Linked DNA regions of Homo sapiens: region 2 is linked to region 1. A link is a loop called in an ENCODE intact Hi-C map of the cell type or tissue named here. Cell type or tissue: PC-9. All regions are shown on one strand. Links, peaks and the distances in the headings refer to the core of each region. The heading gives the core; the rest is flanking DNA. Region 1 has its middle 25 kb from the start of ARL13A. Region 2 overlaps XKRX (XK related X-linked).

Region 1 (5,385 bases), core at 179-5,178:
TAGAAAAACCAGGTCTGGAAAGGTGTTAAGGCCACATCTCGAGGGAGAGAATTTTACTCACTCAGATACCCAGATATGTGCTAGATGTTTGACTGACTGTAAGTACCAACCCTGACAAGGTGACAAGAGGGGTAGTGTGCAACAATTCTTTTACAAATATGGAACTTATAGAAGCCTATCAAAAAAAAAATCTAGTTCCTTTCTTTCCATATAAGCAAGGCTAGTTCAAAACACAGTGGCCCAACTAAAAGAGGTTCAATATAAGTTATTTTTTGGTTTTTTGTTTTTTGAGTAGCGTCTCACTCTGTTGCCCAGGCTGGGTACAGTGCTGTGATTATAGCTCACTGCAACCTCAGTCTCCTGGGCTCAAGTGACCCTTTTTTTTCAGCCTCCTGAGTAGCTGGGACTACAGGCATGTGCCAACATGCCTGGCTAATTTTTGATCGTTAGTAGAGATGAGGTCTCGCTATGTTGCCCAGGCTGGAAATGTAAATTTTCTTAATCTCCCATCTTAGACTTATTTGGTCGGCTTGGAGTTAGGAAGGAATTTCTCACTGTAGTGCCAAACCTGAAATGGTAATTGTGTTTGAGCAAGTTCCCTGAACATAAGGGGGCGAGGGGAGGAAGAGGAACGATCCAGGCCATTTTTGTTGATACATAATAGTTGCACATATTTTTTCATGTGATGTTTCGATATATGCATACAATGTGTAATGATCAGATCAGGGTAATTGAGATATTTGTTGCCTCAAACATTTTTTCTTTGTTGGGAATGTTTAAACTCTTCTAGCTGTTTTGAAATATACAATAAATGATTGTTAACTATAGTCACCCTACTGTGCTATTGGACATTAGAACTTATTCCTTCTATTATAACTGTATGTTTGTATTCATTAACCGACATCTCTTTCTCCGCTCCCCGCTCCACCCTTCCCAGCCTCTGGTATCTATCATTCTATTCTCTACCTCCATGAGATAACTTTGTTAGCACCCAAATATGAGTGAGAACATACGATATTTGTCTTTGTGTGCCTGGCTTATTTCATTTAACATAATGACCTCTAGTTCCATCCACGTTGCTCCAAATGATGGGGCACCAGCCCCCTTAGTATTCAGTTCTCCTTTAGTCCCTGAACCACATTATCAGTGGAGTTAACTCCTGTGTTAGCTAAAAGACAGGTGTCTTTGTAACCTAGTGTAATCAGCATGACAATTTTCTAAAAAAAAAAAAATGTATATTAAGAATGTGTTGGAGTAGGGGGTGTGGAATGTAAAAGAACTGTGGAACTCTTCATTCTTTTAAGTTCTTTAGAGAAGTGCTCTTATATGTATGCTTTACATAGTTAGGATCAGCATGTATATCTGCTCTTTCCTATTCTGCTGTTTTCACTTAACATTATTTCACATTCTGGTTTCCACCCACACAGTGCACATAATTGCCATCTTTAATGGCTGTGTAACATTCCATTGTATTGAATAGCATGCCAGTTGTTAGGACCGGGCTTATTTTTCTGAGCAGATCTAAAGGCCTGCTGTCTCATAGCACCAGAGGTCTATTTTAGTTCCTGGATGTGGCGACTAGCATGAGCGTGGGATCGCGTGGGATTCCTGAGTCATCAGTGCACAGCACAGCCTGAGTGCTTTGTTAACATTGCTCTCCCACCACCCAACAGCAGAGCCACCTCAGCCTCCCTGGACCAGATCCTGGCACTTACTGGGCACAGGGGTGGAAGTACATTCCCCCTGAGCTGATATTATCTATGTGCCAATAGCAGAAAGCATCTGCCACCTTCTCCTTCCTGGGATAACAATTGTTTCCTCCAGAGCTTGACATGAGAAAAAAGGCAAGGGGAGTGGGAGAACATTTTATTACAGCTGAAGGAATAAGGTACAGATCAGGGGTGCCATGGCTATAGTTCTTTTAGTTGCAGCTATAAAAATACAGCGGGATGAGGGGATGGTTTCAGTATTGGAAAGTTGGGTGACAGTTCTCATTCTCTATACACTTTCATGTCAGAAATTTAAGTTTTGGTCTTCCAATAAAGGGTTTACAGGGTTGAGTAACAAAGCAGTGAGTCCAGGCTTGACCCTTAAGTCAGTCATAGCCATCTTATGGTTAAGAATACTAGTTGGCAGGATTCTCCTGAGAAGAGTGATGTTGTGTTGAGTGCACTTATTACATCTTGCCAGTAGCAACTGCCTTGAAAATAAGTGATTTGAAGATGTTATTGAGAGGAAAGAACAATATTCAAAACACAACTGGGGCTGGGCACAGTGGCTCACACCTGTAGTCTCAGCACTTTGGGATGCCAAGGTGGGAGGATTGCTTAAGCCCAGGAGTTCGAGGTTGCAGCAAGCTATGACTGTGGCACTGCGCTACAATCTGGGTGATAGAGCAAGACCCTGCCACTAAAACAAAAATAAAAACACAACTGGTATGGCCCAAACACCCAACACTTGAATCTCTGGGGGATTTATAACTAGTTTAGCTACTACTGGTTTCCATGCTCCAACCCTGAATTATCACTGTTCTTTCTTAACCTTTGCTGCGTGCTAACTATATGACTCATTTCCTACAGAGGTCATAGATTGCTTAACAACCCTGCTGACAGAGTGCTACTGGCAGGTAGACCTAACACATGAATGACAAGTGAGGACTGGAGTGCAGGAATTGAAAACCATTCAGAGCAGAAGGACCTCTCTACCTATTCATAGTGAATTCTCTAGTCAGAAAGCCCAGGTCTGTCCCTGAAAGATAAGATAGAAACATACCCAGAGCCATATGAGTGAATGATAGGCCAGGGTCATTCATAAGCTGCAAGTGCCTCTGACGGGAGCTACATTCTAAACATCTTGGAGAGTGACCAAGACATTGACAACTAAAGAAAAGAAACCCCAAGGCAACCACTTGCCTTTAAGAAAATTTGCCCTCCAGGCTCAAGAAACTATCCATTTCTTGGTCCCTGGGCTGCCCCACTGAGAAAGAGATTTGTAAAACCTCTTTGGCAGATTTAGGATTCTGAAAGAGAAAAATATGGGAGGCGTTGGTTGTAATTACCCTAGATTCTCTATTCACTTTGTACTTGACAGTCTAAGACATCTCTCTTTGGGTTGTTTTCTACAGAAAAGTGGATACCTATCCCAGAAGGGGGACTATAGCTTTCTAATGATCTCACCGAGCTCCTTCCCTAAATCAACATAATAGTAGCTAATATTTAATATCCTACTTAGGGTGTGCCAGGCACTATTCTAAACATTTTTGTGTGTATCATCCCTTTTAAACTTTACAGCAGGCCTTTGAGGTAGGCACTGTTATTCCTGCCTTCACTGGGGGAAATTGCCTGGTCACCCAGCTTGGTAAGAGGTTTGGAAAGTATATTAACAGCCTGTAGCAACACAATTAAGATTCACTCAAAAAGAGATTTTTTTTCTTTACATGACTAAGGGTACACTGATTGTATTGGGAGGAGGGTATCTAAATAACTTTTTGTGATTGATAGATTCTATGTAGGAAAATTTGGTTGACACCCAGGAACACCTACATTGCACAAAAGGAAGTATGCCAATATACTGAAATTCAGTTGTGTTAGATGTTGTTCAACTTAGATTCTTCACCCAGCTCACCTTCATAGGGTACAATCCCATCCCTTTTTCCCATCCACTTTCTCTTCTCTATTGGCTGAGAAAGTATGCCTGCCTCATAAACACACATGTTATAAAATGTGCATGATCCAATTTTCTTACGGTTTGTTGATTCGTAGTCTCCTGCCTCATAAAACTCTTATTCAGGAGAGAGATTTGTTGCATCCCCAGGTGAGAATGATTGTCAGCAGAATTCTCCAGCGATATTTATCAGGCAAATTGGAGGAAGGTAGATGGGCTGAAAGGCCAAAGAAGACCCAGGGAGGATACAGTATTTTTGAACAGAGTAGAGCACTGGCTTGGGCACATGAGATCTGGATTTTTAGGAGCAGCTCTGCCAGCCATCAGCTGTACCATCTTGGGCAAGCCACTTAACCTCTCTGCACCTCAAGTTCCTCATTTTTATAACAACAGGGGTTGGACCAGAGGCTCTGTAAGGTTCCTTTCAGCTTCATAATTCTAAGCTGTGCCTCAGTCAGAATCCTATCAAAGACCTATAAGGTGCTTGGGATGGTTTCCTTGAAGATAAGAGCAAATGATGCAACCATCTACAGTGTCAGACCTTCCAGATGGGGTTGTAAGAGGGATCTTTCTGTACAAAGTTTCTATCCCTCAGAAGCAGTTATGAGTTAGTTCATTTATACTGCTTGGTGAGATGGTATAGGGTAGAGCAAGGGTTATGGAGTAGGACCTTAGTTTGAAAACCATTTCTGCCACCTCCTGTCCCAGGGTCCCCAGGGAAAAATTATTTAACCTCTCTGAACATCATTTTCTGCCTCTGTAAGATGGTGGTGGTAGAATCAACTTCAGAGGGTTTTGAAGATGAAAGGTAATTATATATATAAAGCACTTAGCCCAGCACCTGGCAAAATGGAAGTGCTGAATCAACAATGTGTGCTACCACTATTGGTGTGCTTATTGATATTAACTTAATTCTCCTGACACGGGCATGGATATACTTCAACATTTTTTTTTTGAGACCGAATCTTACTCTGTTGCCCAGGCTGGAGTGCAGTGGTGCAATCTCGGCTCACTGCAACCTCCACCTCTGGGGTTCAAGCGATTCTCCGACCGCAGCCTCCCAAGTAGCTGGTGTTACAGGCTCGTGCCACCATGCCCGGCTAATTTTTGTATTTTTAGTAGAGATGGGGTTTCACTATATTGGCCAGGCTAGTCTTGAACTCCTGACCTCAAGTGATCCACCTGCCTTGGCCTCCCAAGGTGCTAGGCATGAGCCACTGCACCCGGCCAGCATTTTTTCTTAAATAAAGCTTTCTCTTTCTTTCTGGCTTTAAGTAGCTCTAGAGTCAGAAAGATCGGGATTGAATTCCCTGCTCTGCTTTTTTTTTTCCTCACCCCCAAATTTTAAAATTCAATTTAATTTCTAAATTGATATATATGTACACATTTTGTGGGTATGTATGATAATACATCATCTAATTTATGAAGATCAAATCAGTGTAATTGGGATATCCATCACCTTTAATATTTGCCTTTATGCTAGAACATTTGAGTTATTCTCTTCAAGCTATTTTGAAGTATACAATAGATGATTATAGTCACCCTACCAATCTGTCAAACTGTATATATGTATCCATTAATCAGCCTCTCTTCATCTCCCGCCCCAACCCCCACCGCCCCGCACTTTCCTGTCCTCTGGAAACTGCCAGTCTATTCTCTATCTTCATGAGATCCACTTTTTTTGTAAGCTCCCACATGTGAGTGAGAACATCCTGCTCTGCT
Region 2 (5,385 bases), core at 285-5,284, 83 kb after region 1:
GAGTAACCATGAAATTGAACGAAAGGATGAGGTTCATGGGTGAGATACCCATCAGTACATTTTCTTGACTTTTCTGTTAAGCCTATCAGAAGAAAGAGCAACTCCCAAATAGGTTTTATTTTCTTAAGAGTTACCACTATGTTTGGAAACAGGGGGTATCGACTATATAGTTGAAAGGGTCAGAAATACCATTCACACCCTTCTTACCCAAGTCAATTGGAATAACTTGTCTTCAAACACTTTAGGCTCTCTAAAGTGACCTTCTAGCTCTGCTCATTTGCTTGATGCATTTCTGAGCTTTCCTGGGCTGAGCTGAAGGCCCAGAATCCCGCTAGAATATATCCTGACTGATCAGAGGATATGACAGCTTACCAGCTAAGAGTACCTCCCAGGAAACAGTCTGACTAATGTGGAACCTGCAACTGTCAGTGTGGCTGGGGTCTTTTTAATTCCAGTGAGAAGCTCTGGCTGAGAAGAAAATCACCACTATTAAAAAAGCTGCTCCCCAAGCAGATTAGCTCTCTGTTAGGATTTTACTAGTGGCCATTCAGCAAGGACCTCTCTTTACAGTGGCACTTCATAGGCACACTCTAAGGAGAAAGTGCAGAGTAGAATTCCTTCAGGGCATAAGCCAAAATGACTCTTTTTCTCAGGGACCTGCATGGGCCTCCAGCTTGTCTATTGGAATTGTTAAGTGAAGCCTCTCACTTAGTGCCTCATTAGCAGAGATTTCCTCCAACCCAGCTTTTCTGTGCTCTTGGTATTTTACTACTTGATGTGGACCTCAGAGAAGCTGAACTGTAATTGAAAATGTTTCCGATGTGTGGAAGAAATGAAGACTGCTTTGTGTCTGCTGTTGTCCTGAGTATTTCATTAATGTGTGTGTGTGTGTGTGTGTGTGTGTGTGTGTGTATGTGTATGTGTGTAGGGAAGAAAGTAATAATGGCTGAGACATCACCTTCATGTTGTTTGCGATTGGGATGGGTGACTAACACTCCAAGGTAGAGTGAAGGCAGAGGAGGGAAACAAGATCACATTAAATCATCATCAGTACTGGTTTCTGCCTACAGGAGTTTACTTTTTTTTTTTTTCTTTTTTGAGATGGAGTCTCGCTCTGTTTTCTAGGCTGAAGTGCAGTGGTGTGATCTTGGCTCACTGCAGCCTCTGCCTCCTGGGTTCAAGCAGTTCTCCTGCCTCAGCCTCCCGAGTAGCTGGGATTACAGGCGCCCGCCACCATGCATGGCTAATTTTTGTATTTTTAGTAGAGATGGGGTTTCACCATGTTGGCCAGGCTGGTCTCGAACTCCTGACCTCAAGTGATCCACCCGCCTCGGTCTCCCAAAGCACTGGGATTACAGGCATGAGCCACCTCACGCGGCCAGGATTTTACTTTATAACAAGGAACATATGTTTATCAACCCTCTGTTCGTTCCTATACCCCCAGTGGACGAATGCATGTCTCCTTTTCTCCTATATCTCAATGTTTACATCTCATATCAGTTGGGTATTTTGATAGGAATGTCAGCCAGCTACCTCTGAGGTAACCAAGGGATTGAAGTTACTATGGCCACTGCCTATTGGGACCAAATATCCCAGCATTTACCTAACTAATGCTTGCCCCTCACAGACCAGGAAAATTAAAAGAACTCCTAGTCGTGGCCACCACAACACTTCAAGAAATTGTGAACAATCTGACCTAGGGCTTCCTGTCCTCATCCAATTTTACTCTTGGTAGCATGCTAAGAATTTATCTTTAGTCATTTCCTCTCCTCTTATCCAATGTCAGGACATTATGTTGAGGGAGTTCTCTCTTCTAAGTAGCAGGGCTGTTAACCAAAGTATCTTATTTCTTGGCATGGCTAGCATGGTTTTCCCTTCATCAGCCACTGTTTGGGACTAAAAGGATTATATAACTTAATTTGGGAGAGACTGTATGGACTTGCTTTGGAACAGTGGAGAGCTCCTTTCTTCAACCCCAACTCCCCCATTCCATTTTTCATGATGAAGAGACTTAGTTATTGTCATATAAAGCTCACCTGCTGTCTTCTAACTATGTTATTCAAGGTGAGGCTTGAAAGAACTAATCTATCAGACCTCCAGAAGAACACATTACTTCTTTGGAATTCAAGCAAGAATTTCTCCCCAATAGTCACTGTACCCTCAAGTAAAATCAAGAGCAGCATGGAACAATAATTTGGTCCATAAAAGCCATGTGAATCAGCTACTTAAGGAGTGGGTGCTATGGAAACATATAGACACATACTGATCTAAGGAAGTCAATTGGAGATAAAATGACGCTACACAGGGCAAAAAGTGTGCCTCAGTACTGGACCAGGCAAAATTTTCCTTCTGTATATTCTCCCCAGCTTCCTCAGTGACTTAACATCCTGGGAATGCAGAGAGTTTAGGGGTGTGGAGTAGTTTCTGACCTGAAAAACCTGCTGCCCTCACCCAAGGAGAAAAGACTCTAGTGATACATTATGTAAATGAACCCTTAGAACTTCCTACAGATGGTGGCCTTTTGGTTCTGTAAAAATCCTCCAGATACACAGGAGAAGATGGAATTGTGAAATATGGTAGTGGGGCAGGGAACTTGCTCCCTTCCATTTGCAAACACTTTTAAAATTGACTACTCTCTTCTTACTTTCTGAAATCTTTTTTTAACCATTTTAATGTTTGCAATTTAATAAATCTCTTGATGATTGCAGACATATAAGGCTGTTTGGTGGTATTCAGAAACATCACAGTAATGGCAGTTTTTTCAATTGGTTTGTAGTCCTCAATAATTATATATTAAATTGCTGTCAAACCAGTAAGACTGCATTTATGCATCCATCATTTTCAGGATTGTTGGTAACCTGGGCATATTTTCCCCAAATAACTTTGCCTCTTTGCGTCACAAGTCCCAGTTTGCTCACATTTACCTCAATGACAGTACCTTTGGTAATAACACCCAAAGTTGTATACAGTGGGAATGAGGGATTCTTCTTTACACCAAGTATTGGTAAGCAAAAGGTGGCTTTCAGTTCAGGATGTGTTACATGGGCTTTCTTGAAATGCAAGCCCATTGGCCTGATGAGTCTTTCATATTTAGGTGGTTTTCTTATAAAGCCATCTCCAACAAAGCAGACTTTAGTAACCATCCTCTTCCATGCCTTCTTCTTTCTCTTTCCTGTTCGAATAACTTTTAATACTTTTGTTTCTCCTTGGGCACATACTTCAGGCAGAGGGACTTCCCATTTTCCCACCTTCTCTTTTCGTTTCTGTTTAATCATATTGGAAAGTACTGTAGCTCGAGATTGTGCCTCTCTGTCCAGCAGATAGGCAGGTACTGATCCCCGTGGAGTCTTTTCATTATTCTTGTGTTTGGTGTTTCTCTTTTCATGCATCTTGATAGTCTTTTTCATTTGTATTTTCTCAGCATGGCACGGTTTATGGTAAAGCTTAGCCTTCAGACCATCATTTTCTTTGCCTTCTTTGAACGTTCGTAGCCTCTCGACTTTCCTTCTTTCTCTTTTTCTCATGGTAATCCAAACGATATCCATAGCGTTTACAGTGTAATTCAATATATTCGTTCTGTGGCATGGTGAAGGCCGCAGAGTTGCCAGTAGCAGCCTCTGGGGTGCGAAAATGCTCTCAATTTTCAGGTCTCAGAGACCCACGAGCCGAGGCCGCACAGTCCTCTCTGAAATCTTTTTTTTTTTTTTTTTAAGACGGAATTTTGCTCTTGTTGCCCAGGCTGGAGTGCAGTGGCATGATCTTGGCTCACCGCAACCTCCACCTCCCGGGTTCAAGTGATTCTCCTGCCCTAGCCTCCCAAGTAGCTGGGATTACAGGCATATGCCACCATGCCTGGCTAATTTTGTATTTTTAGTAGAGACGGGGTTTCTCCATGTTGGTCAGGCTGGTCTTGAACTCCCGACCTCAGGTGATCCACCTGCCTCGGCCTCCCAAAGTGTTGAGATTACAGGCATGAGCCACCACCCCTGGCCTACTCTCTTAAATCTTAAAGCAACATAGGGTACATGTGTAGGGACAAGTCTTGCTGAGTGGAGAGGAGGCAGAGACAGGGCCAGAAAATGGTTTCTGGAAAAGGCAGACATAACTATGAAGTTTGGGGAAAAGAAGTAGGCCATTGTAACAACAGCTATTCTCATATTATTGGAAATTTGGTAGGCTAAGTATGGGCAAATTTGCATGTTAGGAAAAGAAATAAACTAATAGTTTTCAATTTCATTTGCTCCACAAGAACTTCAAAGACTATGGGCATAGGACTGTGAGGCACTGTGGGAGAACTAAATAATAGCTTATATTTATGAGCACCTACTATATTCCTGGCACGGTACTAGGTGTTTTATATGCTTTTTTTTTTTTTTTTTTTTTTTTTTTTTTTGAGATGGAGTCTCGCTCTGTCACCCAGGCTGGAGTGCAGTGGTGCGATTTCGGCTCACTGCAACATCCGCCTTGTGGGTTCAAGTGATTCTCCCGCCTCAGCCTCCCAAGTAGCTGGAATTACAGGCACCCGCCATCATGCCCAGCTGATTTTTGTATTTTTGTAGAGATGGGGTTTCACCATGTTGGCCAGGCTGGTCTTGAACTCCTGACCTCAGGTGATCCACTTGCCTTGGCCTCCCAAAGTGTTGGGATCACAGGCGTGAGCCACTGTGCCAGGCCTATATGCATTATTTCATTCGATCCTCACAACAACCCTTATGAGGTAGGTATTGTTATCTCCCATTTTACAGATGATTCTAAGGCATAAGAAGGTTAAGAGGCCTGTCCAAGGTCACAGCTAGTGTCAGAGACAGGATTCAGTCCTATGCCCTTAGGCTCCAGAGCTTATGCTCTTAATCATGGTACAAGCCTCTAAGTCCTCTTAGGTCCTTATGAAAGCATTTTAATGTGTTAGTGGTTTCAGCAGTATTTTCTGAGCTATGGTTGGGTTCATCCCAAACATTTTTTCCCCTTAAACACTCCTTATCAGGAGGCACCACTGAATTCTCTCTAGAGAGAAGTCCTAAAACGCCTGGGATGAAAGCTGAGCATATGCTCACATGTACTTATAGATTCGTACTGGGATAGTGAGGAGAAGGATGGTAGAGGGGCCCATTTCCTTTCTAATTTCAGGACATTAACTCCTGTATGCTCTTCCTTACACACCTTTCAAACCGTGGTTGTGGGAAGAAAACTGGAGAGGGCAGTTCCTGCTAAGGGTTGTATGAACTCTGACTCCAGGAACAACCAATCAGGCCAGTGCTGAAGCCCATTCCCTTCCACTTCATCTTGCCAGCACTGCTCTTACTCCTGCTAGGAAGCTGACTTCTAGTTCTAGAGCAGGCCAAGGGAAGTGGACAGTAGAGAATAGTGCCCCTCCCTAGAGCCTAG

The links. A loop is a pair of places that touch in the nucleus more often than their neighbours do. Peaks named below come from ENCODE experiments on the same cell type or tissue, not always from the same donor. Only the 100,000 strongest peaks of a DNase experiment are listed, where the experiment ranks them.
Region 2: a loop joins it to region 1, with 4 times the contacts of the local background. A loop is called at or near these places in 3 of 110 quality-filtered maps.

The regions. Positions count from the first base shown.
Region 1 is chrX:100,991,814-100,997,198 of GRCh38, reverse strand. It overlaps a transcript of TRMT2B not described here. Among named protein-coding and RNA genes, the nearest start is that of ARL13A, 25 kb to the right of the region's middle. In PC-9, for the core only: no CTCF peak of the experiment used is centred there; DNase peaks (open chromatin) are centred at 1,538 and 2,588; H3K27ac peaks cover 3,635 bases.
Region 2 is chrX:100,908,911-100,914,295 of GRCh38, reverse strand. XKRX (XK related X-linked) reads left to right here. Exons shown (of 3, transcript NM_212559.3): 3 at 1-851. It also overlaps the pseudogene NSA2P3. Among named protein-coding and RNA genes, the nearest start is that of XKRX, 17 kb to the left of the region's middle. In PC-9, for the core only: no CTCF peak of the experiment used is centred there; a DNase peak (open chromatin) is centred at 2,425; H3K27ac peaks cover 2,209 bases.